2 separate regions of the Mus musculus genome follow, and region 2 is linked to region 1. Evidence: chromatin loops called from intact Hi-C (ENCODE). Cell type or tissue: heart. All regions are shown on one strand. Links, peaks and the distances in the headings refer to the core of each region. The heading gives the core; the rest is flanking DNA. Region 1 holds the start of Mrm1 (mitochondrial rRNA methyltransferase 1). Region 2 holds the start of Ggnbp2 (gametogenetin binding protein 2).

Region 1 (15,597 bases), core at 3,183-11,182:
CACACAGACATACACACAGAGACACACGTATACATAGAAACACACGCAGATGCACAAACACACACACAGACATACGCACATAGACAGACATATACACATACAGACACATAGACATACATACACACATAGACACACACACACAGACATACACACAGACACACACATATATACACAGACACACACACAGATACAAACACATAGACACAGAGACATACACATACAAATAGATAAGTATACACATAAACACATAGCTTTGCTGCTGAGGACTTTTAGTCTGGAGGGAGATGAATTCCTTTTCTGGGTTCTTGCTTACTATCTGTTTTTATTCATTGATGAATTTGCTGATATTAAAACTAAGTTTGGGTTCTGGTATTCTACTGGGAGAAATCCTATTCTGTGAGGTAGACATGGACAGTAAAGTCAGGTGGAAGGGGGCTTCTGAGTCCCAGAGGGGCACTATTTTTTAAAAAATTATTTATTTATTATTAGTTGTACGAGTACACTGTAGCTGACTTCTGACGCACACCAGGAGAGTGTATCAGATCCCATGACAGATGGTTGTGAGCCACCAGGTGGTTGCTGGGAGTTGAACTCAGGACCTCTGGAACAGCAATCAGTGCTCTTAACCATCTGGGGCATACCATTTCTTAACTCACAGAAAGTTACAACAGCCACCTATCTAGTTCTAGGACATCCAGAACTACATAGAGAGACTCCATCTCAAAAAAAAAAAAGAGCAGGAAAGAATTTATTTGGTCACCTGATTGAGCCTTTTATTTCTAGCTTCACTGGGGAGGAGGAGGGCTCTAGGCCAGGGCAGTTGGCCAAATTGGCTTTCCTCTATGGCAGCTTCTCCCCGCACCCCGCTGCAATCACACAGTCACCTTCACAAGGCTCAGTCACTCACTGGCCTCCCACAGCCTACTTGCTTCCAACTTCTAAATGTCAGTTCCCTCCAAGCTCAGTGGCTCTGCTTTCTCAGGGCTCTACGGAATGTCCTGAGGATATGCACAGGGAGTGTCTAAGAGTAGGTGGGGAAAACTCAGGATGGGGCTGGGGTAGTAGAGATTAGAGAGTCTGTCTTGACATCCTGACCACTTGTAGGGAGAAAGAGGAGCACTCCGTTGAGAGCTGTGTATAGGACTCACCTTTAAGTTCTGTCTGCCTCCTGGGAAGAGAAAGTGGCAGTTCAGAGCTGAGCCCTTCTGGGAGGGACTGGCTGATGTTAAAGAGAATTTGGGCCCTGGAGTAACCAGCTCAGCATGTCTTGGCAGTCAGTGGTGGAGGAATGACATGGGGCCAGAGGTATATGTAGATTTACTTCCAGGTATTAGAAGGTGTCAAGAGAATCTCCTTCGCATCTCAGGATCCCTGCCTCCCCCCTTTTCCTTAGCACTGAAGACTTTCACGTATATGTGAGACTCCTTCTTGATCGGCTTGATTATTTTCCTTCACTCAGGGAGTGTCCTCAGCCCCTTAGACTTTGACCAAACAGACCAAGCTTTGGGGATGGGCAGACCCTGCCTCTCTCGTATGGCCAAAAGGTGGCTGCCACTAGAGCTCTCTGGGTAGTGACCTGGGAGGGAAGGCTGACCCTGGGTGGGGAGGTTTGGGAGTGAGCAGCACACCCCAGTTAGACTCCTGTTGGGTTTCATAGGAGCTGGCTGCTGAATGTAAGAGTGCAGGCTACCCCGGGACTTTGATCCCCTACAGATGTGACCTGTCAAATGAGGAGGACATCCTCTCCATGTTCTCAGCTGTCCGATCCCAGCACAGTGGCGTGGATATCTGCATCAACAATGCCGGCATGGCCCGGCCTGACACCCTGCTCTCGGGCAGCACCAGCGGATGGAAGGACATGTTCAATGTAAGGGTTCCAGAAGTGGGGCCAGAGGCTGGGTGGTGAGAGGAAAGAAGAAAATAGGGGCCTGCAAGACAAAGGAACCCTAGGGACAGTTTCCCTCCCACCGGGGCAGTTTTGATTTCCCACTTACGACTTGTGTCTCAAGGGTAGTGAGTGGATAACATCCTTCCAGCTCCCAATAGTTCTCAAACTCTAGACTGGTTGGGATGGAAGAAAGATTGCAGGGGAGAAAACTATAGTTTGTTTGTTTTTTTTAATGTCCCTGCCCATGCTGGATACCTGGGAACGTGGTCTTAGGGGACGAAAGGGAACAGGGATGAGAGAAGTTATGTTTGCAACCCAGCCCCGTTGTAACTGCGGCTCAGGCAAGTTCACAACAGCCTCTGAGCTTCAGTCCTGTCAAACTTAATTGGTTTACATTACCTGTATTCCTAATTAAGTTTGATACCTAGAGATCATCAATATCACAAACTCCGCTGTCGCCAGGTATGGACTACAGAGTGTGGGAGAGCACATGGCCTTTATAAAGGGGTGGCCCCTGCTCAAATCCAGGTTAGTTGTTCCACTGCAGTATGGGCAGATCTTTGATGCCAGAGCATGTATAGGCCAGGGGATAGTGAGATGGCTCAGTGGATGAAGGTGCTTACCATTAAGACCCAGAAACCATATGGTGGGAGAAGAGAGTTCCTACAAGTTGTCCTTTGACCTCCACATTAGCAGTGTGACACACACACACTAAGTAAGTAAGTTAATGTAGTAAGAGCGTCTACAGGACAAACCCAGCCTGGAAGGCATGCATTTCCAACTTCCAGGCTGTATTATAGGGTGGCATTAGGGCAGTGGTTCTTAACCTGTGGGTCATGATCCCTTTAGAAGGGCATCAAATGACTCTTCCACAGGGGTTGTCTAAGAACTCCAAAAAATACAGATATTTACATTATGATTCATAACAGTAGCCAAATTACAGTTATGAAGTAGCAACGAAAATCATGGTTGGCGCTAAGCACAACATGAGGAACTGTATTTAAGGGTCTCAGGATTAGGAAGGCTGAGAACTGCTTCTTTAGGGTGTGAAAGTATTTAAGAGGCTGAAAGCAATACCATAGCCCTCTCTACATCTGGTATCATTAGGTCGGTATTACTAGGTACTTAGAAGTGGAACACTGAACAAGAAAAAGGAAGCTTTGTCCTCTGGGAGGTCAGAGTGACAACCTCATGTGTAGAGGCATATAGCTAACCCTGACCCTCAGCTCGCCCACCTGTAAAATGAAGGACTCCTAAGTGTCCAAGGCCCCTTTGTTTTGAATATCTCCTAAGTTCATTAGCCCCATCTTAGTAGGCCCTAGACCTAGGAGATTCGTTTGTCCCAGGAGATTCATGCTCCTAGGAATTCGTTTGTCTTCCATATTCTCCACGTTTCCACCCTGTTAAGAGGACCAGAAGCAGGGCTGAGTCCTTTCTACAACCCAAGTGTTGCTGAGGCGGGTCTTTGCTGAGGGTGTTCTGTCCTGATGCCTGGGTGACACCTGATAAAGTGAACCAGCTAATCTGCCAGCTGTCCCTCTCCTCTGGAGAGGGGGGAGGCAGGAGGAGCTGATGAAAACTTTATCTCTGCTGGCCTCTCTGGCAAGGCTGATGGGTGGAGCAGACCGAAGACAGGCGCTTCATAGCAGATAGCTCCTTAGACCTCTGCTCTGTGACTGGTGGGGACTCGAGGTGAAGCCTGCCGGGAGTGGCAAGTGACCCCACCTTCTGAAGCCTCCCCACACCTGGGCCTGTTGCCAGGGTCTAGGTTAAAGGCAGGCGTGTGAGCTTCCTCCATACAGGATGGGCGGGGATCACGTCGGAGCAGGGTGGCTGAGAAGGGCAGGGCGAGAGGGCCTGGGTTCTTTGTATGAAGAAAAAGATTTAGGGCATTCCAAGAGGGATTTCAATCTGTTTAGGTCTGGACACTGTCCCTGAGCAGAGTGACTGGTTTCCTGAGGGAGAGAGGTCTGACTGTGGCAGAGATGGCTGGCAGTGTCCTGGGCTCGGGTGGGAGGCTCATTCCTCATGCCTCTGCTGTCAGCTGGAGGAGGCAGCTGTGAGGCGCGGGGCATCCACAGAGAAGGCACCCCCACCCCCGGACCCCCATGCCCCACGGCTCTAACACCTGCTCACTGGGCCCAAACTGGAGCCCCTCTCTTGCCTTCCCTGGCCCGCAGGTGAATGTGCTGGCCCTCAGCATCTGCACTCGGGAGGCTTATCAGTCCATGAAGGAGCGGAACATAGACGACGGGCACATCATTAACATCAACAGGTGAGGCCGGGCAGCAGCAGAGGCTCAGGCTTTGGGACACCCTTCCGATAGGGATCTCTCTGCTGAAGCTCATTCGACCTCTAGACAGCAGTCTCTTCAGTAGTGAAAGAGGGATTTAGTATCCAAACGGCATGATTCTGAGGAAGGGGAATGCCCACTTCTGGTTGTCTATAGAGCAGGCAGCTCAGCCCCTGCCGTCCATAGCCAGTGCCTGAGAACTCTCCCAGGACTGAGAGCCTCTGTGCCTCTTCCTCAGGCCCTGGGATCAATCTGCCTTGTGGTACTAAGAGACTGCACAGGCTCTACCATAGGAGTGCTCACTGTCTGATGGGGGCATGGCCCGCAGCAGCCCTAGGGATCTCCCAGGGGACACATATCAGTAAGCACACAGACAACACTGTGAGGCCGGCTGACTGCAGGAGTGGGTGTGGAGTCCACAGAAGGACAGCTTCCAGGCCAAGCAGGTTTCAGGAGCTGTGCAGACAACAGAGACTAGATGTATTCAGTGGACTGTAGGGTAGTCATCAGGGTTCCCTCCGACAAGGTTTCCAGCAGACCAGGATAATGGGAGCACTGCCCGTGCCTGTGGAACTTCACTCTCTCCTCTCTCCCTTCCCCTTCTTCCACCCAGCATGTGTGGCCACCGAGTCCCACCCCAGTCTGTGATCCATTTCTATAGTGCGACTAAGTATGCCGTCACTGCACTGACAGAGGGACTCAGGCAAGAGCTTCTGGAGGCCCAGACCCATATCCGGGCCACGGTGAGGCTGTGGTCTAGCCCTGGTGGGAATGGCGTGGGCCCAGCCCTCCTGCCTGCGAGTGCCCAGGGAGACTTGCTGAGAGACTCTGCGCTCAACAGTGAAAAAGTCCTGGGCGCTGCTGCTCATTACAGGGACTGTCACCTCAAAGCCAAGGGCCGGACTTACGATTTGAGGGGGAGAGGGACTAAGGGAAATCACACAGTGACTGTGATACCAGCACTCTTGGCTCTTCCCTAGAAAACCACAGGACTCTGGGTAAATCACTGAACCTCCCTAAGCCTCAGTCTTCACATCTGTGAAATGGAATGATGCTTTAAGGAACACTTTATAAAGCATTAATGAAACATAGAGGAAGGGCTCCCTCCATGCGTAGTGCAGGGTCTTGTGAGAGTTGCCAGTTGGAACTCTCAGTGGTGACTTTGGAAGGAGGAGGATAGTTGAGGACATGAGGCAGATGTCACTGTGAAGCAGGAGCCCTGTGGCCTTGATCCTTTCCCCTCAACCTCCTCAAGGCCTATAAAGCCCAGGCTGAGCAGGACCTCTGTTGGCCCAGTGTATCTCTCCAGGCTTGGTAGAGACACAGTTCGCCTTCAAACTCCATGACAAGGACCCGGGGGAAGCAGCTGCCACCTATGAACACATAAAGGTGGGTCTCCTTCTGGGCCTATGAAAGCCACTCAGTCCTTAAGTTCCCTCAAACTGTACCCTCTGCTGTGCTTGTCACTCCTGGAGGGCTGGGATGGGAATGCAGATGGATGTTAGAGTCCCTCAGAGGCGGGGAAGGAACTTAGGTCAGGGTCAGGTCTACTCTTGTCTCAACAACCCCCCACCCCTGCTTTCAGTGTCTCAGACCAGAGGACGTGGCTGAGGCTGTCATCTACGTTCTTAGCACACCCCCACATGTTCAGGTAAGTATGGTCTTGGCTGCCTACCCACTAGCAAGAGCTTAACCGTGCCCAGCAGGGAGTATCTAAGCAGGTGGCTGCCTCAAACCCTCCGCTCTCCACAGGTTGGTGACATCCAGATGAGGCCCACAGAGCAGGTGACCTAGTGTTCTGTGGGGAGATCCTACCTTCTCCACCCTTCACGGCTCGCCTCCTGCCTCTGGATTTTAGGTGTTGATTTCTGGACTCTGCAGCTTACTTTCTATGTCCACCCCACTAAGGGATAGACAGCTTGTCAGACTATTCCCATTACAAATGTGAAAAACTGGGCCGGGAAGAGAAGACAGAATCTCGACTGTTCTATCTAACTTCTTCTGAGTCCTCTTGGGGCTCCGTAACCTTTGCTCTCCTGTGCCTCTTCCTTTTGACCTAGGAAAGGGATGTACCTAGAAGGGGCATTGCTCTATCCTCTTACACCCTACCCCCCACCCCTTAGGGTTGGAGCAGCAGAGACCTCATCTTTTACCTGTGTGGTTGTCCAGGGTTCCAGGTTCCCTTCCCAACCCTCCTGCCTCCCCCCCCCCCAGCTCTCCAGCCAAGTTTTGGCCCTCACCCTGGGGTCCTTACCACGGCTACAGAGTATCAGGGTCTGTCTCCTACTACATTTCACTGTAACAATTAAAGAGAGAGATTACAACCTACTCTACCTTCAGAAGTATCTTTCAGTTTTTTCCCCCCTTCCTGGTGATCAGTGTGGTTGGTGTCTCAGAATTCCTTCCAGGTAGCTAGGAAGGTGGGTAGATTCGGAACATCACTTCTGGAGTGGGCACAGGAGATGGTTAGTTCCAGGCCAGCCATAGGAGCCAAGGATACAAATGTCCCCAAAATACATAATTAAGTACATCCACTGCTGCTCTAGAGGACCCATGTTGATTCCAGTCCCAGGGAGTCCTACATCCTCCTCTCTCTCGCTGGGCCACCAGGCACACATGTGGTGCACAGCCACACGGACAAACAATATGCCCGCACATGTGAAAGAATTTTGAAAAATAAGTTGGAGCCAGGTATACTAATACTATTGCACACCTTTAATCCCAACATTTGAGAAGCAGAAGCAGGGAGACCTCTGTGGATTTGAGGCCAGCCTGGGCTACACAACGAGTTTCAGGCCATCCATGAGGGCTGCTTAGTGAGACATTGATTTTAAAAAAGAGGGGGTGGGGGCTGGAGAAATGGCTCAAATGTTAAGAGCACTGGCTGCTCTTCCAGAGAACCCTGGTACAATTCCCAGCACCCACAACTGTAACTTCAGTTCTTGGGGATCCAACACCTTCATAGATGTACATGCAGGCAAAACAACAATGCACATTAAAAAAAAAAAGGAATCATTAGGAAAAGGGAAAAGGTTTAAAAAGATATTTTAAAAGACTAGGCTGAAAAGAGCCAGTCTGGGCAGTGAGCAAGGAAGTCGTAGAATTACCATGGGCCAAGGGCATCGGCTGCTTGTCAGCAGAAATACCGTAGGCTCGTTGGGGCTTTCGGGAGATGGGAAATATTCTAGGGGTTCTGCTGGCTGGTGCTGAGGGTCTGACAGGATATGCTTCTGGGAGAAAGTCCCAACTATGACATTGTGCCAGGATGTAGGATGGCTCCAAGACTGAGGATTGAACAGATGGCCAAACCACTGACATGCGGTGGTCTTTGAGGACGAGCAGGTGAACGCCTTCTAACTTCTTCCTTCACCCGGGAGCAGTCCAAGGTTAGCTCAGCACCAGCACAGCCTCTAGGCTCGCCTGCGTCAGCGGAGGCAGTGCGACTCACTCCTGTAGGGGGTGCAGTGGAGACGTGGTTGCCGCCAAGCGCACATGTGCGTCATCGGACAGGGGGCTGGGCCTCCAGAACCCGGAAGCTGGGGACCCACGTGGGAGGCTGGGAGGTGACTGTCTTGGCTCGAGGGTCAGGTTGTGGGCAGTCCTTGTGAGGGGACGAAGTGTGGGAGGTCAACGGGTCCTCCCCAGCTGTCTGTCAGTGGAGTCTCGGGCGCTGCTGGAGCAATGCGGCGACTCTGGACGGTCGGGTGCTTCAGTCGCCTGATTGCCCGCCATTTCTCCTCGGTGGCTCGGCGCGGGGAACGGCCTGGCGGGGAGGAGCTGAGTCGCTTGCTTCTGGATGACCTGGCGCCGGCCCAGCGGCTGGAACGTCTATTTGGCTTGTCCCCATGCCTCCTGGCCTTGCGGGCTGCCCGTCGGCGCGTGGCCCGGCTCCTGCTCCAGGCCGGTAAGGCTGGGCTGCAGGGGGAGCGAGCCGAGCTGCTCCGGGTGGCCGAGGCTCGGGGCATCCCTGTCTTGAGGCCCAGGCGTCAGAAACTGGATGCCTTGTGCGGCTACCAAGTGCACCAGGGCGTGTGCATGGAGGTGAGCCCGCTGCGACCCCGGCCTTGCGATGAGGCGGCAGACACGAGCTCAGGCGACGACCCTCAGCAGCTGTGGCTCGTCCTTGAGGGGCTCCAGGATCCCCGCAATCTTGGGGCTGTGATGCGCTCCGCTCACTTCCTCGGCGTAGACAGAGTCATCACCAGCCAGAGAAACAGGCACGGACGTCCCTTAATTCAGTTTACGCCCAATCTGGAGGCGGAGCCAAGCTCCTAAGCACTGGGCGGGGAGCCCCGGGGTGTGTAGGGCGCGGGGCTAGAGATTTTCTGGTTTTAACACGGATCGTGGGGATCCTTTGCAGCTGTCCGCTTACTCCAGTAGTCAGCAAGGCCAGCGCTGGGGCTATGGAGGTGATGGACGTGTTCGCCACTCCTGACCTGCCCGGTTTTTTGCAGGTAAAATGGGGCGAGAGGGGAAGAAGAGGCGGAGGCGATGACTCTAGTTAGGGATGTTAAAGCTATCTCCAACGCAGTGGATTGGGGGAGGAGGAAGAGAAGGGACGTGGTGGCATTGATTCCTACGACCTTCTAAGTCCCACCAGGAAAGATCCCAGGGCCTTTTAAATAGAGCATCGTCTGAAGTTAGGGATTTCCTCGTCTCATTTACTACACGCCATGGCCACCTGTGTCGGCAAGTCAATGTCTGACAACCGTGGGACTTCAGCAGTACTCCAGGGAGCTGGTGGACTGGAGTCGTGGGTACCCGGAAGCTCAACTTCAAAGCGATTTAAACAAGGCTTTCCAAGGGGCGAGCTTTAGTGTTCTTTAGCTGTGTGTTTCCTAGCTAGACTCTAGGGGGCAGCATTGCCCCGCATTTGGCAGTCCCTCCACCCTCTATCCTTCCCCTGTCCCCACCCTCATCCCTCAGTGAGAAAATAACCTTGAAAAGAGGCTGAAGAAAGCTGCCTGATAAACTTATATTCAAGCCATATGTCTAATTTCAGATTTTTCCAGTAACCATGCAGGCGTGATGACACATATCTATAATTCCAGCTTTTAAGAGGTGGACACAGGAAGATCGTTTATTTCAAGTCCAGTCTGGGCTACCCAGTCTTAACAAAACAAGACAACAACAAATCTAGAAAACTAAAAAGAAACATGATTGTATCCAATATACCACAAGTATTATCATTAAAACATACATTTTAAATATTAGTGAAAAAAAAAATGAGACAGGTTATTGTGTGGCCCAGGCTGGCCTCAGATCCCTCAGAAATCCTCCTGTGTTAACCTCCTTAAGTTGTGTGCCATCATGCCCGGCTTAAATCCCGTTTTAAAATGCTTATACATAATACATCTCAATTTGGAATAGCCATATTTCAATCCTTAATAGTCACGTGTAGTAGGGCTGGAGAAATGGTGGAACAGTTAAGAGCACCGACTGCTCTCTCAGAGGATTCCCAGCACCCACGTGGTGGCTCACTGCCATCTATGACTCCAGTTCCAAGGGATCTGGTGCCCTCTTCTGGCCTCCCTAGGCATCGATCACATGTGGTGTGTACACTTACATGCAGTTTAACTCTCATGTAAAAAACAAAACAAAACAAGAAGACAAAGTTAAAATCTGTAGGAAGTGGCTTGGTGTGCTCTGAGATTTTCATATTGACCAGCACATGTCTAGAAGCATGTCTGGCTTCATCTCACAGGCAGCCCCCCTTCTGAGGAACTGTCCGAGACTGGTGGGAAGTGGAGTTCTCTCCTCACACCCCACACTCCCTGCCAGCATTGGGCCACAGAATTGTTTCCCCTGGTTACTGGGGAAGAGCTGGAGGCAGCAGCCAGCCCTGTGCCCCACCCACTGCCTACCAAAGCCTGCTCCATCGATACCAGCCCCACTGCAGCATGCCAAGAGTCTTCTGTGTTCATCTGACCTCATGTTAATCAGAACCTTCCCTTCGTACCCCATCAAAGCCCCGGACAGTCACAGTATCCTTCATGTTGCTTCAAAGGTCCATTCTTAGTTCTCAGGTACTTGACAGGTCTACAGCATCTAGCACATATGGTCATTCTGATTTTGTCTTGTTTTGTTTTTAATCACCTTTTTTTTCAGCAATCAAACTCAGCTTACACTAGGCAGACACATTGTCCGTGAGTCACAGCCTCACCCACTCCCCCTGGCCGTCCCTTTGCCTCTGCACTCTCCTGTAGGCATCTCCAGTGAATTCTCTTTGATCCCATGACCTCCAAACACTGTCATGTTCCAAGTCTCAGGCCTTGGATCTCTTTTGTGTAAATTGGCTTAATTTTTCCCCCCTAATCTAGTTGCCTAGCTTCATTTATTCCCTTGTATTGGCTTTTTGAGAAAAGGATCGGCTATGTAGCCAACCTCAGATTCATGATTCACAATCCTCCTGTTTCAGTGTCTCAAGTTCATATATATACATATATGTGTGTGTGTGTGTGTGTTGGGTATGTGTGCTACAGTGTGTGTGCATGTAGAGGTCAGAGAACAACTCTCTGGAGTTGGTTCTTTCTTGCCATTATCTATTTATTTATTTATTTATATATTTATTTAGAGATGGGGTTTCTTTGTGTATCCTTGGCTGTCCTGAAACTCACTCTGTAGATCAGCCTGGCCTTGAACTCACAGGAACCTGCCTGCCTTCCAAGTGCCGGGATTAAAGTTGTGTGCCGCCACCACCACCTCCCCCATCACTGTCACATTTAAACTCCTGACTTTCTTTCTTCTTCTTCTTCTTTTTTTTTTTTTAAATTAAAGGCAGGTTTATTTTGAGTTCACTGTCCCCAAGGACCAAGGCCAGGGAAGTGGCCATGGGGAAAGGGGAGGGGGGAAAGGGCAGAGAGAAAAAGAAAAAGGGTACTCCTGACTTTCCATTCCCCAGTTCCAGATTACTCCACTCCTCTGCTACACAGCTCTCTCCCTCCGCTCCCACAGTGGGCATTTCAGACTCCTTGTTTCCAGGTCTGACCATGGCTATCTGTTTTTCTAGGACCTGCCCAGCTCAGTTGTCCAGCCCAGACATTACCTCTGACTTCTTGATCCCACAGCTATGTCCCCAGATCCTTGTCCTTGGAGTTACTGTCACACCATCCCCATTTCTCACTGTTTCCTCTGCTACCCTTGTCGGAGTCCCCAGCTCCCTGGACTGGGGCTTGGGCCTCAGCATGGCAGGCATAATGATTCTGCTGAGGCCCGAGTCACACTGCGTCACTTGGCTCATAACCTTTCAAAGCACTAGGTCTGTGGTTCATACTTGTAATCCCAGTACTTGATTGAGAAACTTAAGACAGGAAGATCACCATGGGTTCAGGCCAGCCTGGGAGATATATATATATATGATGTATATGAGTACACTGTCACTCTCTTCAGACACCCCAGAAGCGAGCATCAGATCCCATTACAGATGGTTGTGAGCCATGGTGTGGTTGCTTGAAATTGAATTCAGGACCTCTGAAAGAGCAGTTAGTGCTCTAAACCACTGAGCCATCTCTCCAGCTCATGAGCTCATATCTTAAAAACTAAGACAACTGTTCAAAGCTTTTTTTATTAGTATAAAAGCCCTATGTTTCCAGTGACCCTTGAGACCTAACCCTATGTGATCATTGTCCTGCCACTGGCCAACTTAATAGTCTTTAGGTATGACAGGTGGGTGGGGTCTTCGTGCCTCCATACTTGCAGATCTTCCTGGAAGTCTGTAACCTTCTCCCACTGTCTATGAGAACTTACTCGTTAGTTATCTTCAGACCCGTCTTTTTGCCATCGCTTCAAAGGGGACTTCTACCATCACTGTGTCCCACAGCTGGGATTTTAGTCTGTATGTTCTTGACCTTAGTGCCCAGAGCAAATCCAGACCAGGTAGAGGTCCTGGCTGACTTCCTAAGTTGAAGACATTTCTCAGTGAATGTGCGTGTGCAAGGCTGGACCTGTCCTTGACCGTGTAGCTCTGATGAAGATTCGGTGCACCAGCACATGGCATTTTCTTTCCTCTTCTAGGCCAAGGCCCAGCAGGGGTGGCTCGTGGTGGGCACAGTGGGCTGCCCAGGTCCTGAGATCTCCCAGTCCTCCAAGGTCCCCATCACTAGCTGCTTAGAGTTCGTCTGGGACCGGCCTACCCTCCTGGTGCTGGGTAGGTAGGGTATACCTGCTTTTATATTTGCTGATGTCATCTGCATGTGGACATCATTTGCATGTGGACATCTGGCTAATACTGTCTCGTGTTCTGCAGGCAGTGAGGGCTCTGGTCTGTCCCAGGAGGTTTTTGCCTCCTGCCAGCTGCTCCTTACTATTCTGCCCAGACGCCACCTGCCTCCTGGTCTTGAGTCCTTGAATGTATCTGTGGCCACAGGTGAGTCTACCCCTCCCCTCCCCTTCCCTCCCCTCCCCTTCCCTCCCCTCCCCTCCCCTCCCCTCCCGTTTTCTGATTGATTTAACCTGAACAAGCTTCCCGCTCTGTGCTTCCCTTGTGTGTGTAAAGCAAGCGTGCCCTGCCTGTGTTGTAACCCTATCCTCTTCTTGCCTTTAGGTATTCTTCTACACTCCATTTGCAGTCAGAAGAAGGGTTTCCCTGTACAGGAGAGAGGACAACTTCTCCAAGACTCCTGAGAACCCTTAGCTACGTCTGAAGGACTCAGAGAGGCCCAGTACCCAGGACTACTACCACTGTGGTCAGAAAAACCGGCCAAATGTGGGCTGACATTGACTGTCTGAGATGTGCGTGTGTAGGAACCGCAATGAGTCACACATCCGTCCTCAGGCTTGGATGTAATGGGCCCTCTACTTGTAAGAGCCTGTTTACTGGCTACAGTCAGGAGAACTTTAGAGACCAAAAGAAGTTTCGTATCCAGTTGGAAATGGTAGTTCGCTAGTTTCCAGGACGGGTTAGGACAGACAGTATCTGTCCTGGATCCCAGTGGAAGTCAGGGGGCTGTTCTTGGCATGCGGAGGAGCAAGGCAGTCCAGCGCAGGGTGTGTGGGATGTGAGGGTGAGTTTGTAGAGGGAAGCTGACTGAACAGATGCATATTCCTGTCTCTTGGGATGATGGGGATAGGACACCAGATCTCATCAGCGAGCCCTGAGCCGCTGAGCTGTCATGCCCAGTCTCTCCATTAGGTGGCAGTCTTGCTCTTTGCACCATGGTTTTGCAGGCCCCTTGCAAGGAGAGCCCTCTGTGGAGGTGGGAGTGGAAGGCTTAGAGATAGGGAAAATAGCCAACAGCTTCTAGACACTGGCCAGTCCAGCCCCGTGGAGGGAACCTGTGATCCCAGGCCCTTGTTGCCTCTTTGAGTCTGAGAGGCTGTGAAATCAGGATTACTTTTGTGGAATCCGACTAGGCTTGCCCCGTCCTCTAGAGTCCCACAAGTGGAGCAGAAGTGATATTGCCAAGTAGTGGTTTCACTCTGGGCTGCATGCTGGAACACCTAATAAGCTTTAAAGGAACAAGGCCAACACAGCAGCTACTGTGTGCTGCTGGGAAGGGCAGGAACACCCTGGGCAGTACCATTTCTTTTTGTTTTTGAGGCAGTTCTGTGTATCTATGGTCTCCTGAAACTTGCTATTTAGCCGAGGATAACCTTGAACTTTTGATCCTCTTACCCCACTATGCCCAATTTATATGTTGCTGAGGATAGATCCCAGAGCTTTGTGCAAGCTGGCATTCACTCTGCCAACAGAGCTACATCTGAGCCCTAGGCTGGATAATTCTCTGTTGTAGGAACCGTCCTGAGCATCGTGAGAGGTATCCACCAGATGGCAAGAAGTCTGCACCCTATCTCTCATTATGAAACCAAAACTGTCTCCACACATGGACGGGTATCTGACCGACAGCCCTGAGGGTGGGATGGGAGGACAGCAACCCTTGAATTGGAATCCTGGATGTTGTAAGAGTTGGGGTGAGTTGCCTCCATGCCTCCTTTATATCCTCGGAAGATGTATGTAGTAGGTGCTCAATAAATAAACACTCCTTTCCTCTGTAATCTCCCTGGAGTTGATTTGTAGGTTCCTAACAGCTATGTACACTTACTACAAAATTTGAATCTGTTTACAGAGGACCTATAGTAGTAACGTGTCTTGTTGCTGTTTGGGAAATGCCTGACAGAAACATCTAAGGGAAGGGTTTGAGTTTGAGGAAATACTGTCAATTCATCATACCAGGGAAGACACAGCAGCAGGATGGGTGTGAGGCAGTGCACCCCATCACGGCAGGAAGTGGGGTGAAGGGTGCTGATGCTCCCTTTTCCCTTTTCATTTAGCCCAGGACTCCAGCCATGGCACAATGCTCCCCACACTCAGGGAGAGTCATCCCTGAGTCCTCCCTGGAACACCCTCACAGCCATGCCCCCAGGTGTGTCTCCCAGGTGATTCCAAACCCAGGCAAACAATAAAGATGAACCGTCACAGGGCCCACAATTGCCTTAAAGCTTTCCACCCAAGAAAGACAGTGAACCCTTTTGTCAGCGCCCTTCTCCGTGTGTCCCCAACTGCCACAGATGCGCCAAGGTCCACCAAGCTCGAGTCCAACAATGTGCTCCCTCACTCAAGAGCCTAGGGCAGGGATTTTTTTCCTTTTGTATTGTTTTCTTATTTTTATTAACTCATATAGAGGTTTTTAACATTGCCTGGCCTTGGAGCCATGGGGTAGGGAAGAGCTCTTAAAGCCCAGGGTCACTAGATCAATTAAATAGTGTCCTGGGACTGGAGAGATGGCTCAGTGGTTAGAGCAGTGGCTGCTCTTCCTGAGGTCCTGAGTTCATTCCCAGCACCCACGTGGTGCCTCACAACCATCTTGTAATGGGATCAGATGCCCTCTTCTGGTGTGCAAATGTACATGCAGGCAAAACACCATATACACAAATAAGTAAACCTTTAAAAATAAATAGATGTCTCCAGGGAAGGAGCCTGGTAACATTCTTGCCTTTCTTTCTTCTTTCTCTCACTCTAGAGTGTGTGTGCGCGTGTGAGTGCATGTTCATGAACGTGTGCATGCGACACACAGGTGGAGGTCAAAGGACAACTTGCTGGAGTCAGTTCTTTTCTTTTACCATGTGGGTTCAGGGGATTGAACTCAGGTCGCCAGGCCTCAGGACAAGTGCTTTTACCCACTGAGTCACCCGACCTGCCCCACTTTTTCTCTTTTGGAGGTCCTGGAGATTGAACCCAGGGTCACACTCTTACTAGGTAAACTTGACCACTCACCTATATTGTCAACCCTCTTTATTTTTTTGGAAACAGGGTCCCTGGCTGGTCTTGAATTTATCCTCTATCCCAAGCAGGCTTTGGACATGCAATCCCCCTGCCTCAGGTTCCTGAAGACCTAGGATTATCAGCCTAAGCCACCAGACCCGATGCATATTTCTTCTTGTTTGTTTTCTTTCAAGATTACTTTTTATTATGTGTGTG
Region 2 (15,597 bases), core at 2,928-10,927, 51 kb before region 1:
AGTAGGTGGCTTTATTTTTGGGGCGGCAATGGTTTGTCCAGAGGTTAGAAGGAAATCTATAGAAGAGTCTAGATTTAATTATCTTAGAAAATCGCTGTATTCTGTCTGGCCATTGGTCTTCTTAGGAATGGGACGGTTGGTCATTATAAAGTCCATAGGCTACCAGGAACATTCTACCGAGTACGGCATTCACTGGAACTTTTTCTTTACCATCATAGTTGTGCGATTAGTAACGTCACTGCTTTTGATTATTTTTCCTTTAAATAAGTCGTGGATTGTGGCTGTCAGCATAACTGTGGTATACCAGCTAGCCCTGGATTATACTCCACTCAAGAGGATACTTTTGTATGGCACTGATGGCAGTGGCACAAGGGTTGGCTTCTTAAATGCTAACCGAGAGGGAATAATTTCCACTTTGGGGTATGTGACAATACACATGGCTGGTGTACAAACGGGATTGTATGTGCTTAAGGGAAGAGCACAAGTCAGAGACTGGATAAAAGCTACTTGTTGGGTTTTCTCAGTAGCTGTTGGCTTCTTCATTTCTCTTCATATAGTGCAAGTAAACATAGAAGCAGTATCTCGAAGAATGGCCAATTTAGCCTTTTGTCTGTGGGTAGTTGCTTCCAGTCTGATGCTTCTTAGTTGTCTGTTACTGAGTGGTATAATTTTGAGTTTTGCCCAATTTCTAATTAAAGGGTCTCTAGTTCCATGTTCTTGGAAACTTATACAGTCTCCTACTACACATAAAAACCATTCTGAATCTCTAATCTTAGAAGCTGAAAAAAACCAACCCAGTCTTTGTTTGATCACAGCTCTGAACAGAAACCAGCTGTTTTTTTTCTTACTGTCAAATATAACAACTGGTCTGATTAACCTGACGATGGATACATTACACACTGGTGCCTTGTGGACCTTAGTTGTGCTCAGTATTTATATGTTTACCAACTGTTTAGTTATATATGTACTTGATTTACAAGGTAAAACCATAAAGTTTTGGTGATGAGTGGGTAAGAAATATGTATTTGAATAACATTATTTTAGTGGAGAAGAATAAGAAGGGAGGAAATGTGTTCTTAGCAATCTAGTCTTAACCATACTTTATTATGAAGTTTCAGTCTTCTATGACAGAAATTAAACTTTACCTTTTTTAAAGGAAGATTCATGGATGTTTAATACATATCAACATTATGTAAAATAAGCCAAAAGAAGTGGCACAAAGCTTTAATCCCAGAACATGGGAGGCAGAGGCAGGCGGATCTCTGTGAGTTGGAAGCCAGCCTGGTCTGCATGTTGAGTTTCAGGACACCCAAGGCTATGTACAGAGACCCGGTGGGGGGGCGGGGAGGGGGGCAAAGAATAGAAGTAAAAATCTTGTTATTTATTGGAACTTAGAAAACACCAGTATTTTAAAGAACTTGTTCATAGATTTTGCTTTGCCTGGAGTTCACAGTTGTACTCTTACCTCAGGCTCAATGCTGGGATTTCAGGCGTGAGCCACCACACCCACTTGTTGATAGTTTTGACACTGGAAGGTGAATGGCGGTAATTTTTACTTTCTATATATCATTATGGCACTGTATTTGTGGTTTTTATATGAATATGTAATTGTGATTATAATGTTTGTGTTATATGTGTTTACATTAAGATCTGAATTATTTAAAATTTTTATGTGAATGCATATTTTGTCTGCATGTATTTCTGTGCATCATATGTGTGCAATGCCTACAGAAGTCAGAAGAGGGGGGTTGAATACCCTGAGACTAGAATTACAAATGATTGTGAGCTGCCATGTTGGTTAAGAATTGAACCTGGATCCTCTGGAGTATTGGCAAGTAAGTGCACATTTTTTTTTTTTTTTTTTTTTTTTTGGTTTTTTTCGAGACAGGGTTTCTCTGTGTAGCCCTGGCTGTCCTGGAACTCACTCTGTAGACCAGGCTGGCCTCAAACTCAGGAATCCACCTGCCTCTGTCTCCTGAGTGCTGGGATTAAAGGCGTGCACCACCATGCCCGGTTTAATTGCGCATTTTTTTTCAGTTCCTTTTTTTCTTTTAGTTGGGAATCTCACTATATATTCCTGGCTTACCTGGAACTTCAGGTTGGCCTCAGACTCAGAGACCTGCCATCCTTTGTTTCCTGAATGCTGGGATCAAAAGCATATACTACCATGCTCAGCAAATTGTGGCTTTTTCTTTTTTCTTTTCTTTTCTTTTTTTTTTTTTTTTTTTTTTTTTTTTTGGTTTTTCGAGACAGGGTTTCTCTGTACAGCCCTGGCTGTCCTGGAGCTCACTTTGTAGACCAGGCTGGCCTCGAACTCAGAAATCCACCTGCCTCTGCCTCCCGAGTGCTGGGATTAAAGGTGTGCGCCCGGCAAATTGTGGCCTTTTCAATTATCTTTAAAAACATTTTTTTGTATTAGATTTATTCATTTTTTATTTATGTGTGTATGTATACACACACACACACACATATATATATATATATATATATATATATATATATGTATACACGTATGTGTGTATATGTATAGGCATCAGAGGCATGCTTGGCGTCTGAAAAGGTTAGTTGAGCATTTGTTCTGATGGAGTTGTGGATGGTTGTAAACAACCCTGTACATACTGGTCCTAAGTCCTCTCCAAGAGCAACAAGTACTCTTAACTGATTGAGTCGTCTCTCCTGTTCCTTCAATACCTCTTTCATACTGAACTTCTGTCTTTTAATAAAGTATAGGAATAAGAAGCAAGTGTTTAAAAAAAAAAGAAGCAAGTGTTTAAAATCAGATACATTTCAAGCCAGCAAACAGTTAAATGCAATCAATGATTGAGTTGGGTGATGTAGTTTATATATATAATAATTAAAACAAGATTTTTCAGGTACCTGACACATTTTACTTTTTTTCTCAAAGACAAACTTTTGATATGTGATCTTTTTTTTTTTTTTGATACGTGATCTTATTGTGTGGTCCATACTGACTTTAAACTCTCCCTGCAGCCAAAACCAGTCTGGAATTTATGATGTCCATCTCAGTTTCTCAAGTGCTGGGATTTTAAGTGTGTCCCTTCAGCCCAGCTGTACAAGTTTTAAGATGGATTCTCTGTGCTAGGAATAAAGCACACCTAGGTTTGCAACCTGTCTAGTTCCTGCTAGAGCTCAAGGCTAGCCTGGGCTACATAGAGCCTGTCTCAAAAAGATAAAACAAATTTTTAGTACATTGGAGCTTGCAGTCTAGTGAGGGGAAACATTAAACTAATATAACAATTAAGTCATAGTATTGTTACAGATGAGAAACTGAGAACCAATCCAGGAAGAAACAAAAGTTTTCTCCATCGATGGGCATTTTTAAGGCATTTTGAGGCTGATGGATGATACGTATATCTCGGGAATGAAGTTAGAAGGTAGATGGCAGAGAAGAGTCAATATGTAATGAATCTTGTCAGCAAAAGTAAGTTGGGAGGAAATCTAGGTAACTCAAAGAAGTGTGGGCTATAAAGCTGGAGAAATAGGAAGGGACTAGGTTAGGTGGCCTCAACCATGGGAAGGAGAATCAAGAAAATCAGTGAGAAAGATGAAAGTACTAAGTCTGATAGAACTGGTTACATTAAGGCTTAATAGTGTATTGAGAACTGGAATAATTTAAAAACTTTAAGCAGATCTTTGAACCAGCTGTTAAGTCTAAAGATTTAAAAATCACAAGATCTTTAGTTTCACATCTTTGTAGCCTAGGCTGGTCTGGAACGATGTAGTCTAGGTCGGCCTTAAACTCATAGAGATCCATTCGCTCCCAAGTGCTGGAACTAATGGTGGATGCCACCATGCTTGGACAATGTACATCTTTTAAAGCAGGCTAATACTGGCCAACTGTCCTGACACAAACCTGTAATCCTAGGATTTAGAAGATGGAGGGAGGATTTGGAATTAAAGGCCAGTCTCATCTCCATAGTGAGTTTGAGGCCAGGCTGGATGTGTGGGGCTGGGGTGGGGTGTGGATAAGAATCAATGAACATTTGCTTTCCTGACACCAAGGACATATGAGAAATAGCTGCTAATCAGGGTGTCTAATGTGGTGTTTATTAGCAATCTAAATTATTTGTGTAGTTTAGAGTAGGTGGCGCCTCCTGATACAGGCTTGCTATTTTAAACTAGTTGTCTTCATATTATAGATTATGTTTTGTGGTCCTGTGAATCAGAACTTCAAGTGTGCTGGGTAAGCATTGTACTGAGCCATACCCCTAACTCTCAAAGTGTATTTTTTATTTAAAGATTTATTTATTTTATGTATGTAAGTACACTGTAGCTGTCTTCAGATACACCAGAAGAGGGCATCATATGCCATTACAGATAGCTGTGTGCTACCATGTGGTTGCTGGGAATAGAACTCAGGACCTCTGGACGAGCAGTCAGTATTCTTTGACTGCTGAGCCATCTCTTCAGCTCTCAAAAAAAATATATATTTAATGTAAATATGCTAATTATTAAATGTGTTTTGTTTACTTCAATTTCTAAACTTGATGGCTGATTTAGTGTTATATGACTTTGTATTTGCTGACTACAATTACAACAGATTTTATTTCCAATTAAAAAGTAAGACTTGAAATTTAATCAATAAGATTATAGTGTGTAAATTTAGCATGACTAGGAAAGGTGATTGACTTTTCTGCTGTGTCACACACTGTACTAGTACCTCATAGCTTATCTGTTGGAGCAGCCAGAAGGCAGAGTAGCTTAACTAATACATTCATTTAGAAAAAGTAGTTATCTTATGACTTAATGCAGGCCTCATTTGCTGTGCTGCATTTTGTTAATAACTGCCTTTTTTTTTTTTTTTTTTTTTTTTGAGATGGGCTGTCACTATATAGGACAGGCTGGCTTGGAACTCACTGAGATCTACCTGCCTCTGCCTCTGGTGTTGGGTGTGCACCATATCTGCCACTTTTCTTATTTAATATTATGGTATTTACGTACTTATTTTTGTGATACTGGATACTGAACCTTGGGCTTAGAGCCTGCTAGACCAAGTGTTCTACCACTATATCCTCAGCCCTCCATACTTTTCTAGTCTAAGTTTATATCTTTGATAATTACAGGCGTTAACTGAAAAGGACAAAATGTACACTGTGCTTCCCCTCTTCCAATTCCTAATGTCCTAAAGAAAAGCTAATGAATTCATAAAATCAGAATTAGTAGGCAGAACTCCTGATTAGATTGCTTTTCAGAAGAGAAAGATCACAATTGATTTACTGAGCTCTGTGTCGGGTATAGGTGCCAGGAATATAAACAGATGCCTTTAAGGAGCTTACATTCTCATTTATGTTTATTAAAAATATGCAATATGTCTACTTAATTCCTATTTTGAGAAAGGGTCTGTGCAGTCTAATCTGGTCTTGAATTTATGGTAAGCACTCTGCCTTGGCCTCTCCAAGTGCTGGGGTTACAGGTGTATGCTACTATACTGGGCTTGTATTTTTTTTTTTTAAAGATCTATTTTATTTATATGAGTACACTGTAGCTGTCTTCAGACACACCAGAAGAGAACATCAGAATTACAGATGGTTGTGAGCCACCATGTGGTTGCTGGGAATTGAACTCAGGACCTCTGGAAGAGCAGTCAGTGCTCTTAACTACTGAGCCAACTTTACAGCCCATGTTTCTATTTTTAATTGATAGAATATACTCATACTGTCAGATCAAGAAAAGGAAAATCCAGCTTACAGATTTTCAGATGTACTAATTTAAATAACATTATGCCAGTGATTTACTACCTTATCTAATACAGCCATTATAGTGAAAACAGAGGTATTTTAGCTTGTCAACTGCCTTTTTTTTTTTTTTTTTTTTCATAGCTTGGTTCTTTCCTAGTACCTGGTGTATATTTAATAGTGAAAATTAAAGCTAGTAGCTATATACATATTGGCTCAATATTTGTTACCAAGCATAACCTAAAATTCAATTAATCAAAGTAGGTACATAGATTGTAGTAGTTGTAGACATAAAACACAAGATTCTCTAAAAATGTCCATAGTTTTACTATGTATTTTAACCTGTCAGAAGGTGCGTGAAAAACTGGACTTCAACTAAGGATCGCACTGTTCTGCTTTTAGTATGGCCCAAAGACATATTTACTGGATAATCACACCTTTGGGAACACACAATGGTTCTTCCAGTTTATTATGTCACCTACTCTAACAATGACCACACAATGTCATAAGTCAACAAGGCTAAGGATGCACTGTGGGATTTTTTTTTTTTTTTTTTTTTGGTTGTGACTTGAAAGACTTCATGTGATCAAAATACTTTTAAAGGTCAGTAACAACAGCTTTACCCTATTTTACCAGAAAATATTCGATCTGTCCTTAAGATCTGGTAGTTGTACAAGCAGCGAATGGATTTATTATTAAAACCATCAAGACAAAACATTTTCCATCTTTTTGGCTTTACAATGGACCTCCGTAGACTAGTACCTGAGAACGTGGCAGTAGTCAAGAGTGCAGAGGAAACTCTCTTTACAGCAGCTCTGGTTCTCGGAAGATGGTCAGACCGAAGGGCCTTTGGCCACTATCAGTAACTTTGCCCAAGGGAGTCCCTTAAGTTAATATTAACTCAAGAAGTTCCTTTGGTCGGAAGCTACACATAGACTACAGTTCAGTTTTCTGTCTATTGTAACAACAGATCCTGCACATATTTTCCATCCATCTTGCTGCAGTCCCCATAAGGCGGCCGGCTCTGGGTGAGTCAGGGTAGCAGAGCCCTTTCCTCCAGTCTTACAGGGGTGGAAGTCCGCATGTGTGCAACCTGGAAAACAAGGTCAAAGGTCTCTGCAGTGTCCATTCTCCTAGACCTCGACAGCGCCAGCTCTTCATCGCTCACCCAAGTCTTATCTGGGTTCCCCCCCCCCCCCAGTGGGCTTTCCACCCCACCGGTCTCCAGAGAGCAGATCCCGGGTCGTCACTGGCAGGGACCCCGGCTGCTCCTGCTGGGCCTCCCCACTGGCCCTATTTTCACGCTCGTTTTGGTAAATCCGGGGCACCACGCAGGTCAGCCGAGCGCGACAGCACAGGGGGTTCCCCCCACCCGTACAAGCCGATTTCGAAAGTCGGGACACGAGCGAGGCGGCCGCGGTCTCGCGAGAAGAGGCAGGCCCCGCCTGGAGTTCGCGGCCCCCCCTCCCCGGCCCCACCCTCCCCACGTCCCCCGCCCTCCCTCCCACACTCCCCGTGGCGCGAGCGGCTGACTGAGCCTGGAGAGGAAACGGCAATCGCAGCCGCGCTCCCGCCCAGGCCGGCCCTGACGCGGGCCTCGTCAGCCGGTAACGGGGAGCAGAGGTGGGGGTCAGGGAGGCGTCCTCGAAGTCAGTGAAGGTCAGAACCGAGAGCTCTCTCTCTCCGACCCGGGTGAGGACTGGGGTCTGAGCTCGCCCCCACCCCAACTCTGCAGAGCCGAGGCAGGGTCGACCCCTCCCAGGGGCGGGGTGGCGCCGGGCAACTGCAGCCTAGGGGGCCACCCTGGGCGGGGCGCTCAGCCAGGAGAGAAGGGGTCAGCGGCAGGGGGTGCGGGCTTGGGCTGTGTAGCCGAGGCGGGGATGGGCTTCTGGAGCCCGGACTCCCGAGCTGGGCGGGGATGTCCCGGGGCCAGCAGGTCCTTTTCCGCCTCTCCTTTGGACCCTGACTGGAGGCCGGCGGGCGGGGGGGGGGGGGGTGGGTGGGTGGGGAGGGGGGGTCTGGGTGGGGGAGGGCAGGCGGCGCGAGGGGGCGGGTCCCGGCGCTGCGGGGCGCTGATTGGCTGAGCGCGTGTGGAATCGGGTGATGGGAAACGCAGCGCGGCTCTCCTGTCCTCTCTCGCTCCGCGCCCCCCCACCCCTTTCACCCGTGGCGAATGTGCTGCGAGGTGGCGGGTGCTTACGCTCGCGGGGTTTGGCTGTTGCAGGCAGGAGCTGGGAGGAGGCAGCAGCAGCGGCGGCGGCAGGAGCAGCGGCGGCGGCAGCAGCTGGGAGGAGGTGGTGACGGTGGCAACGGCAGCGTCGGGGACGATGGCGCGACTGGTGGCAGTGTGCAGGGACGGGGAGGAGGAGTTCCCCTTCGAGAGGAGGCAGATCCCCCTCTACATAGACGACACCCTGACGGTGAGCGAGCGGGCTGAGCGGGCCGGGCCGGGATGGGCCCGCTGCTCCCCGGCCTGGCAGCTGTTTCCCCTCCCCCAGGCCGAGCGCTGCGCACTGGAGAAAGAGTGTGTTGCAACTCCTAGGCGAGGCCGCCTCTCCGATGGGCCCCACGAACTCGCCATTGCAGCGGGGCCTCTCGGTACCCTTGGCAGGCCCCAGATCCAGCGCCCCGAAGGCACTTGGAGGTCCCCTGCTCGGGTCTTCCTCCCTCTCCGAACCTTTGGCCTTTAGGCCTGCCTTTGAGACGCTGTTTGCCTAAGCACGCGCCGGGGAGAAGGGTTGAAGGAGCTGGGGCGTTTAGGGCCTGTCCTCTCCAGAAAGCACTTACCCTCCGGGAGGCTCAATTAGTTGAAAATGTCGCAGCTGCATTGTTACCTGTGTGTTTCCCGTTTGAACACTGTAGCTATCTCTACATAAGTGTAATTACTGAGGGCAGAGTGACATTCTCTTGCACAGCGAAGATTCCACCTAAATGATTTGATTTCCTAATACGTCTCACATTGCCTAGTACATTATAATTCTTGAAATGGTTGGGTTAAGCCATGACTCTTCAAAATGGGCCTTCGTGGCATTTTTTTGGTTTACAAGTAGCCCAAGACCAAGTTATTGACTGTAAAGTAGTATGAAGAACTGACTGCTCATTGTGGATAGAAAAACACAAACGTGGGAAGATGGTTGTTTTAAGACTTGGTGTTGGTATACCTTTGCCGACCCCTCTACCCGGTGTTGTAGTACTGTTTCCTTTAAAAGGAAATGGCAGAAATTTGAGTTGATTCTGAGCAGGAAGTAAATGCAGTTGCTTACCACAGTTAAATGAACCTTCTCCGAACAAGTTTTGAAATCTTCATTTTGATGCTGACGCTCCTGGATTTTGCACTCGCCCATTGTGATCTGATGTAGATAAGTCTTCCAGCCTTTGACTTTTTTTCCACTCAAAGGCAGATCGGTTATCTTCCTGAAAAAAAAAAAAGTGTAGTTATGTACTGAAGGTTTTAGCATTTTATGTAAAATGCAAGTCATTGTGGAGATGCCAGTCTGAGCCTTTTTGCCAGTCTCAAGAGCTTCAGTACTTTTAAAAAATTAGGGAAGCTATTGACTGGTTCACTTCGATGGAACTTTGCAATGGAAAGCATGCTTTAAAAAAATAGTCTAATGATTTGACATAAAGTAGAATTTATATTAGAAATTACTTGTATGTATTGGTTATGGTTTCTTATTTTCTTGAATTTTAATTTTAATGGGCTTATATTAAAAATAGTTTTAAAAAAACAAGCTAGAAACCAGTTAAATGATTTTTTTCTCAGTATGATAGTGCTTGGTCATAGTTCATTTGTTATTACCTTCTGTCCCCTTCACCATAAAACCTTAAAAAAACACAGTTTGATAACAACCTTTTTTGTAGTGCATTTTTCCCCCTTAATCCTGAGGTTTGGGTTAATTTTTTTATTAGTATATAATATGAAAACAGAAAACCATTTTAAATTTTGTCTATTTACAAATTTTAAGATAACTTATACTCTCCTTTCACATAACCACCTTTAATGTGAATGTAGCACATTAGTCAATACTTCATAAAGCACTTTTAAGTGAACAGTATGTTACATTCTTGATGATGTGAGTTTCCAGTTTTTTTCATAGATAAACTTACATTATGGTTTAGTGTCACCTGCTTTTGCCTTGTACTGGGTGTCTGAATTTTGCTTTTATTACAGACTCATTACAAAGACAATTTAAGCTTATTTAAATAACTTCAAATAATAGGTATAATTTTTCCTTGCTTAGGAATGACTTTTGGCCACTAAGGAATTAATTTTGTTAGTTTGTCTTGAAAACTTGTGAACTGTCATTGAATGCTGTTAATGAGTATTATCAAAAATTCACCTACAGCTATGCTGTATGTAGGGACACAAGCTTCTTTCAAGATTTCTCAATCCCAGTTAAAGGGAGGATATAGAACAAAGCACCTGTTGGGAGGGAAGCGGGAAGAGGAAGCAGAGGTGTGTGTGTGTGTAGTGGTCCATTGCTATTTGATGGCAGTGTTTGCCTGAAGTTAACTTGGTTTGATCTTTGTTCCTAGCAACCCAAAGGGGAACCTTGTGATCTTTGAGTAAATGGTTTTAGCAATCTTGTTTGCAGAAAAATGTTAGTCTAGTTCATTCTAGTTATCACTGCACATAGGCTGGGCTGGGATATACTGGAATATTTTATACTAGTGTGTATGTGTACGTTTGTACATCTATATAGATATATACATGTGTGTATGTGTGCATGTATGTGTGTGTGTACATGTAGGTGTATATGCCATAGTATATGTGTGGAAGATTGAGGACTGTTGATAGGGAGTTGGTTCTTTCCACTGTAAGTTTTGGGATGGAAGACAGGTTGTCAGGCTTTACAACAAGCACTTTTACCCACTAAGCCATCTCTCTGACCCTCTCTTTGGGGTCTCAAATTCCTGGGCTAAAATATCTTCCTATTTTAGCCTCTAAAATGTTAGGATTAAAGAGGTATACCACAACTTTTTGTCATCTTTTAATGTTTTTAATGGTTGTACAAGTTGTATGATATTCCATAGTATCACCCTTCCATGAGATTCTGACTTCTCATTTTTGAATAACACCATAAGAATATGGATAATGCACTGAGTTATTACTTTTCCCCTTGGGCTTTTGGAAGTAGAATTACTGAAGGATAACATTTTACAAGTTTCTTGGTTCATGTTGTTGAATTATTACATTTCTAGAAGATAACCCTTTTAATTCAAATCTATCCAAATGATCTGTAAACTGGGGTGACAAAATGGCTTAGTGGGTAAAGGCGGTTGTTGCCAAGTGTGATGATATCATTCATTTCTTGGAATATAAATGGTAGAAAGGAAGAAATGGTTCCTGCAAGTTGCCCTCTGACTTCTACACAAGAACATCTGGCATGGATGTGCTCCGCTCCAATAAGAATAATGAGTAGATTAGAAATTGATAGGAGTTCTGAAGTGTTGAAGCCTAAGAAGCAGGAAATGGTAATCCTAGGGGATTAGGAGTTTAGCATTTGCTACAAGTTTAGTATTTAGTGTTTCCTTTAAGCTCTTTAATATTTAACTTTCCTAATGTATGTTAAACTTTCCTGATGCATGTTAACTTTTCCTGATGCATGTTAGAAGTAGTTTTGTGAATAGTGATATAAAAGAGTAATACTAAAGTGACATTTTGATAAATACAAACTTAATCTTATTGATTAGAGCTCATGGAAATGTTCTGAAACTTTTTTTCTTTTTTTGTGGTCTGGTAAAACTGGGGCAGATGCTTAAGAGTGAAAGTCAGTAACGGATGCAATAAACTTTACAAAGCAGTAATTGCTGCGCAATGACTTGTATTTTTGGATGGCTCTGGACAGGCATCCCCATCCTGCAGCTGAAGGCTAATGACTGCTCTGTGAAACCACACCTCATGTGCTTTACAGGGCGGCCTTCCTCTAGGTAACTTGGACTCTAAGGTTAACTCAGGGAAGTGCTCTGAAAAGATGGAGGAGATGGTGCTAGTGGTCCCTTTTCTTACCGTTCTCTTAATACATTAAATGACATACACTAGTTGACTAGAAAACAATAAAATAAAAAGCTGTTACCCTAAATGTTTGAAAGGCAAGGATGAAGTAATATTTAAGGCAGAGTATGTGGTTCAAGAGAAAATATAAGAGGCCAATTCAGGAAGGATTTGATTTTGATAGTTATGCTAGTTGCTAAGAGGATTGACACCTGTGTATTTCTTTTTTCTTTCATTTGTATGCATATCATATGTGTCTATGTTTTATTAGTGTTTGAACCCTGTCTCTCCCACACGCTATGCAAATTATCTACTTCTGAGTGAACGTCCTCATACCTTAAAAAAAAAAAGTTTTTATTTTTATATGTGTGGTTGTTTTCCCTGCATGATGTGTATCTGTGCACCATGTGTGTGTCTGGTGCTCTTGGTCCAGTAAAGGGAGACTGAGCCCCTAGAACTGGAGTTACAGATGTTTGTGAGCCACCATGTGGATGCTGGGAATGAAACCTGGGTCCTCTGGAAAGAGCAGCTCTTAACTGCTGAGCCATCTTTCCTGTGTGCCTCCCTCCCCTTTACATTTTCAGATGTGGTTTCAATAAGGTGGTTAGGCTGATCCCAAACCTTTTAAAAAGTACATTTATTTATTTATTTGTATGCATGTTTATGTGTATGAACATGTATACCCCACCCCTATTCACATATGTGTAGAGGTCAGAGGACAACTTGAGGGAGTTGTTCATTTTCTTTAACATGTGGGTCCCCGGGATTGAACTTTGGTCATCAGGTTTGGCAGCAAGCACTTTAACCTGCTGACCTTGCTGGCCCTGGCCTGAACTTTTGATCCCCTTTCTTCAGCCTCTCAGGTCACTGATTGCTATCTAAAATTATTTTCCTTCGTTGTGCTTTGGAGCCTGAACACAAGATCACTCATATTAGACAAGTGCTGTACTCCCCACTATAAGCCCAGCTTGACAGCTAAATTCCTTAGTCTCTTAAATCCTGTGAGGTGATACTGAAAAACATGTGAATTAATGGAACATTTGTTGTTGTTGTTGTTGTTTTGTTTTGTTCCCCCCAGAAAACTGGAAGGTCAACCCTAATGCTTTGTTTGTAGTAGACAAGAGCCACATCTCTAGCCTGTGGGATTAAAAATTAACTATTCTTAGTTTTAGATTTCAGGACCAAAATTTGGAATGAGGATGTTTATGAGGTAGACACATAGGTAGTTTTTTATATGAAGTCCAGGCTAGCCTCAAACCCATGATTTTCCTGCCTCAACCTCCTGTGTGCTGGGATTATAAACATGTACTATCATGTCTAGCTTGGACCAACGCTTCTAATATCAGGATTATTACTTTCAAATTTGCATAAGTTTGACTATAATAAATATAATTGACAATATGTATTATTAGATATTTTGCCTGTACATTAAAGTGATTCTCAAATTATTTATAACTATAGCATTATATGAATGACTTCAGTTTTACTTAGTAGTGTTAGTAAAGATGATATTAGAGTGCTTAGAGCATACTTAGTATTGAAGCTACAGTAAATGTTACCACCACCCGTTGGAGGTAGTAAAGAGAAGATTGGCTGGGCAGCAGTGTGGCCTTTTAGAACCAGCACTCAGGAGGCAGAGTCAGGTGCATTTTTGATTTCAAGGCCAGCCTGGCCTGCATAATAAGTTCCAGGACAGCCAAGGCTACACAGAAACCCCGACTTCAAAAATAAAAATGAGGGGGGGGGGGAGATAAAGTAGAAACAAGATACTATGATTGATAAACTTGAAAATTGAAAGCTTTTAAGCAGTAAGATTGGGGCATTTTGCATGTGCATGTTGAAGGAGAAACTATAAACAATAGAAACTACTGAAGTGGAAGCATGTCTTACAAGGTGATAAAGAATTGGAAGCAGGGAGTACCAGCTCCTTGATAATAAGTAGTATGTGTGAATTGTAATACACTAGGAAAAGAAAACCTCACACAGTAGCTCATGACTGTAATTGCAGCACTTGGGAGGATCAGGAGTTTGAGGCAACTCTTTTTTTTTTCTTTAAAATAAGCTATATACATGCAAAATTGTCTGTGCAGTTTTCAGTCTGAAACTGGAGTCCTCTGGATGACCTTGAACTTCAGATCTTCTTGTTTTAAATGCTGAGATTATAGGTTTATGCCTATATGCGCATGAAGATTTATGCAGTGTTGGGGATTGAACCCACAGCTCTGTACATGCTAGGCAAGCACATATCTACTTTACACCCCCAGCCTGGAAAGGATCTTTTAAAGGCAATGTTCAATGAAGTGGAGTTTACTATTTTTGTTTTTGCCTCAAATGGCTCTCTTTTTACTGAATTTATAGGAATTTGAAGCCCTTGTTATCTGGAAATAGTTTGTCCTTGTATAGTATGTTTGATATTTTTTACATTGTTTTAGTTAAGACAGGGGTACACATGTATCTGTGCACAACTTGTGCGTCTGGTCCCCTCGGAGGTCAGAAGAGGGTGTTGGATCCCCTGAAATTGGAGTTGCAGACAGTTGTGAGCTGCCATGTGGGTGCTGGAACAGAATTCAGATCCTCTGAGAACTAGTTCTCTTAAGTGCTGAGCCATCTCTCCAGTCCTGTGTATATATTACTGGAGGCATACAGAGGCACCCATCTCTGAATTGTGATGCTTCCTATATCTTACAGTTAAGCTTTTTTCTTGGTCAATATCTAACTTTATGGATTGAAAAAGAAAAACCATCTATTTACTCACATGGGTGTGTATGTGCTCGTGTGCCTGTTGGTGCATATGTACACATGAGTGTACTACCAGCAGAATCAGAGGCATTGGATCACCTTGGAGCTGGACTTGCCCTCCCTCCACTTCATGGATTTTAAAATCTGTAATGTCACAGATCAGTGAACCTACTAATTTACATTATCACACCCTGAAGCCTCCTAAATTCCTCTGGTAGTGGTTTTTAATAACTGAATAAATACCTCAGTACTTCATTTTCCATCATATGTAGCACAAACCTTTACTGAATGCTAGATACTAAGTTACATAAATGCTAGTTCTAAGTTACATGAATAGATATTTTGGGGGAGTTGGGAATTGAACCTAGAACCTTTAGTAGATTCATTAGTACTAGCTAGGCTAGTATTCTAGTGCCAAGCTATATCCCAGCTCAAAATATGTATTAGTTTTCAAAAAAAATTTTTTTTGTTCGGGTGTGGAATGGACCAGATGTCCCAAAGTGAACATTAGAGGTTAAAAGACAATTTGTAGAAGTTTATTCTCTTCCTTTCACCATTTGGGTTCCAGGGCTCAAACTCAAATTATCAGGCTTGAGAGCAAACATCTTGATGGCTACTTGAGCCAGCTCACTGGGCACCAAATATACTTTAACAAAAGAAGTCTTACATTCCACAGTTGCAGGGAACTAACTCGTATTGATGTATCTAACTAAATATTATTGTCCACTACCACTTTAGAAAATACAACTTATTCTTACAACTGCTCTATGAAGTAGATACTAGAAATTATTACTTAATCTTATTTTACAAATAAGGTAATAAACTGGCTAAAAAACTTGCCCAGTCTTGACATCGCCTGGATTTCTACTATGTGTTTAACTTTAGTGCCTTTGGTACTAATGACCACACTATGTCTGTCTTTAGAAATTTATATACTTTTGGCCAGTGAGGCAGCTCAGCAGGTAAAGGTACTGTGTCCACCAAGACTAGAAAACTGTATTTGATTCCCAAGGTCCATGTTGTAGAATGAAAATGCTGACTCCTGCAAGTTGTCCTCTAACCTCAGTGTGCGCACATGTGTTTGTGTGTGAAATTTTAAAATAGAAAATTTTGTACACTGAATATCAAGACCCCTTTTTGCAGGAGACAATGTAGCTTTATACATGT

What was found. Peaks named below come from ENCODE experiments on the same cell type or tissue, not always from the same donor. Only the 100,000 strongest peaks of a DNase experiment are listed, where the experiment ranks them.
Region 2: it touches region 1 in a loop (2.8-fold over the local background); 17 of 42 quality-filtered maps call a loop at or near these places.

What each region holds. Positions count from the first base shown.
Region 1 is chr11:84,811,638-84,827,234 of GRCm38, reverse strand. Mrm1 (mitochondrial rRNA methyltransferase 1) reads left to right here and starts at 7,720. Exons shown (of 5, transcript NM_145433.1): 1 at 7,720-8,398; 2 at 8,542-8,635; 3 at 12,195-12,327; 4 at 12,427-12,546; 5 at 12,724-14,174. The coding sequence starts at 7,863. The coding sequence ends at 12,803. Dhrs11 (dehydrogenase/reductase (SDR family) member 11) reads left to right here. Exons shown (of 7, transcript NM_177564.5): 2 at 1,658-1,867; 3 at 4,069-4,163; 4 at 4,795-4,924; 5 at 5,478-5,570; 6 at 5,767-5,832; 7 at 5,934-6,507. The coding sequence ends at 5,975. In heart, for the core only: CTCF peaks have their summits at 9,024 (motif pointing right) and 9,709 (motif pointing left); DNase peaks (open chromatin) are centred at 3,424, 7,704, 8,434, 8,884 and 4 weaker places; H3K4me3 peaks cover 3,573 bases; H3K27ac peaks cover 5,047 bases; H3K27me3 peaks cover 1,398 bases.
Region 2 is chr11:84,862,396-84,877,992 of GRCm38, reverse strand. It overlaps Ggnbp2 (gametogenetin binding protein 2), which reads left to right and starts at 7,203. Exons shown (of 14, transcript NM_001364114.1): 1 at 7,203-7,388; 2 at 7,921-8,116. The coding sequence starts at 8,024. Ggnbp2os (gametogenetin binding protein 2, opposite strand) reads right to left here and starts at 7,988. Exons shown (of 2, transcript NR_131201.1): 1 at 7,897-7,988; 2 at 6,362-6,789. It overlaps Pigw (phosphatidylinositol glycan anchor biosynthesis, class W), which reads left to right. Exons shown (of 2, transcript NM_001077636.1): 2 at 1-1,680. The coding sequence ends at 1,003. In heart, for the core only: a CTCF peak has its summit at 4,301 (motif pointing right); DNase peaks (open chromatin) are centred at 7,242 and 7,872; H3K4me3 peaks cover 3,475 bases; H3K27ac peaks cover 3,204 bases.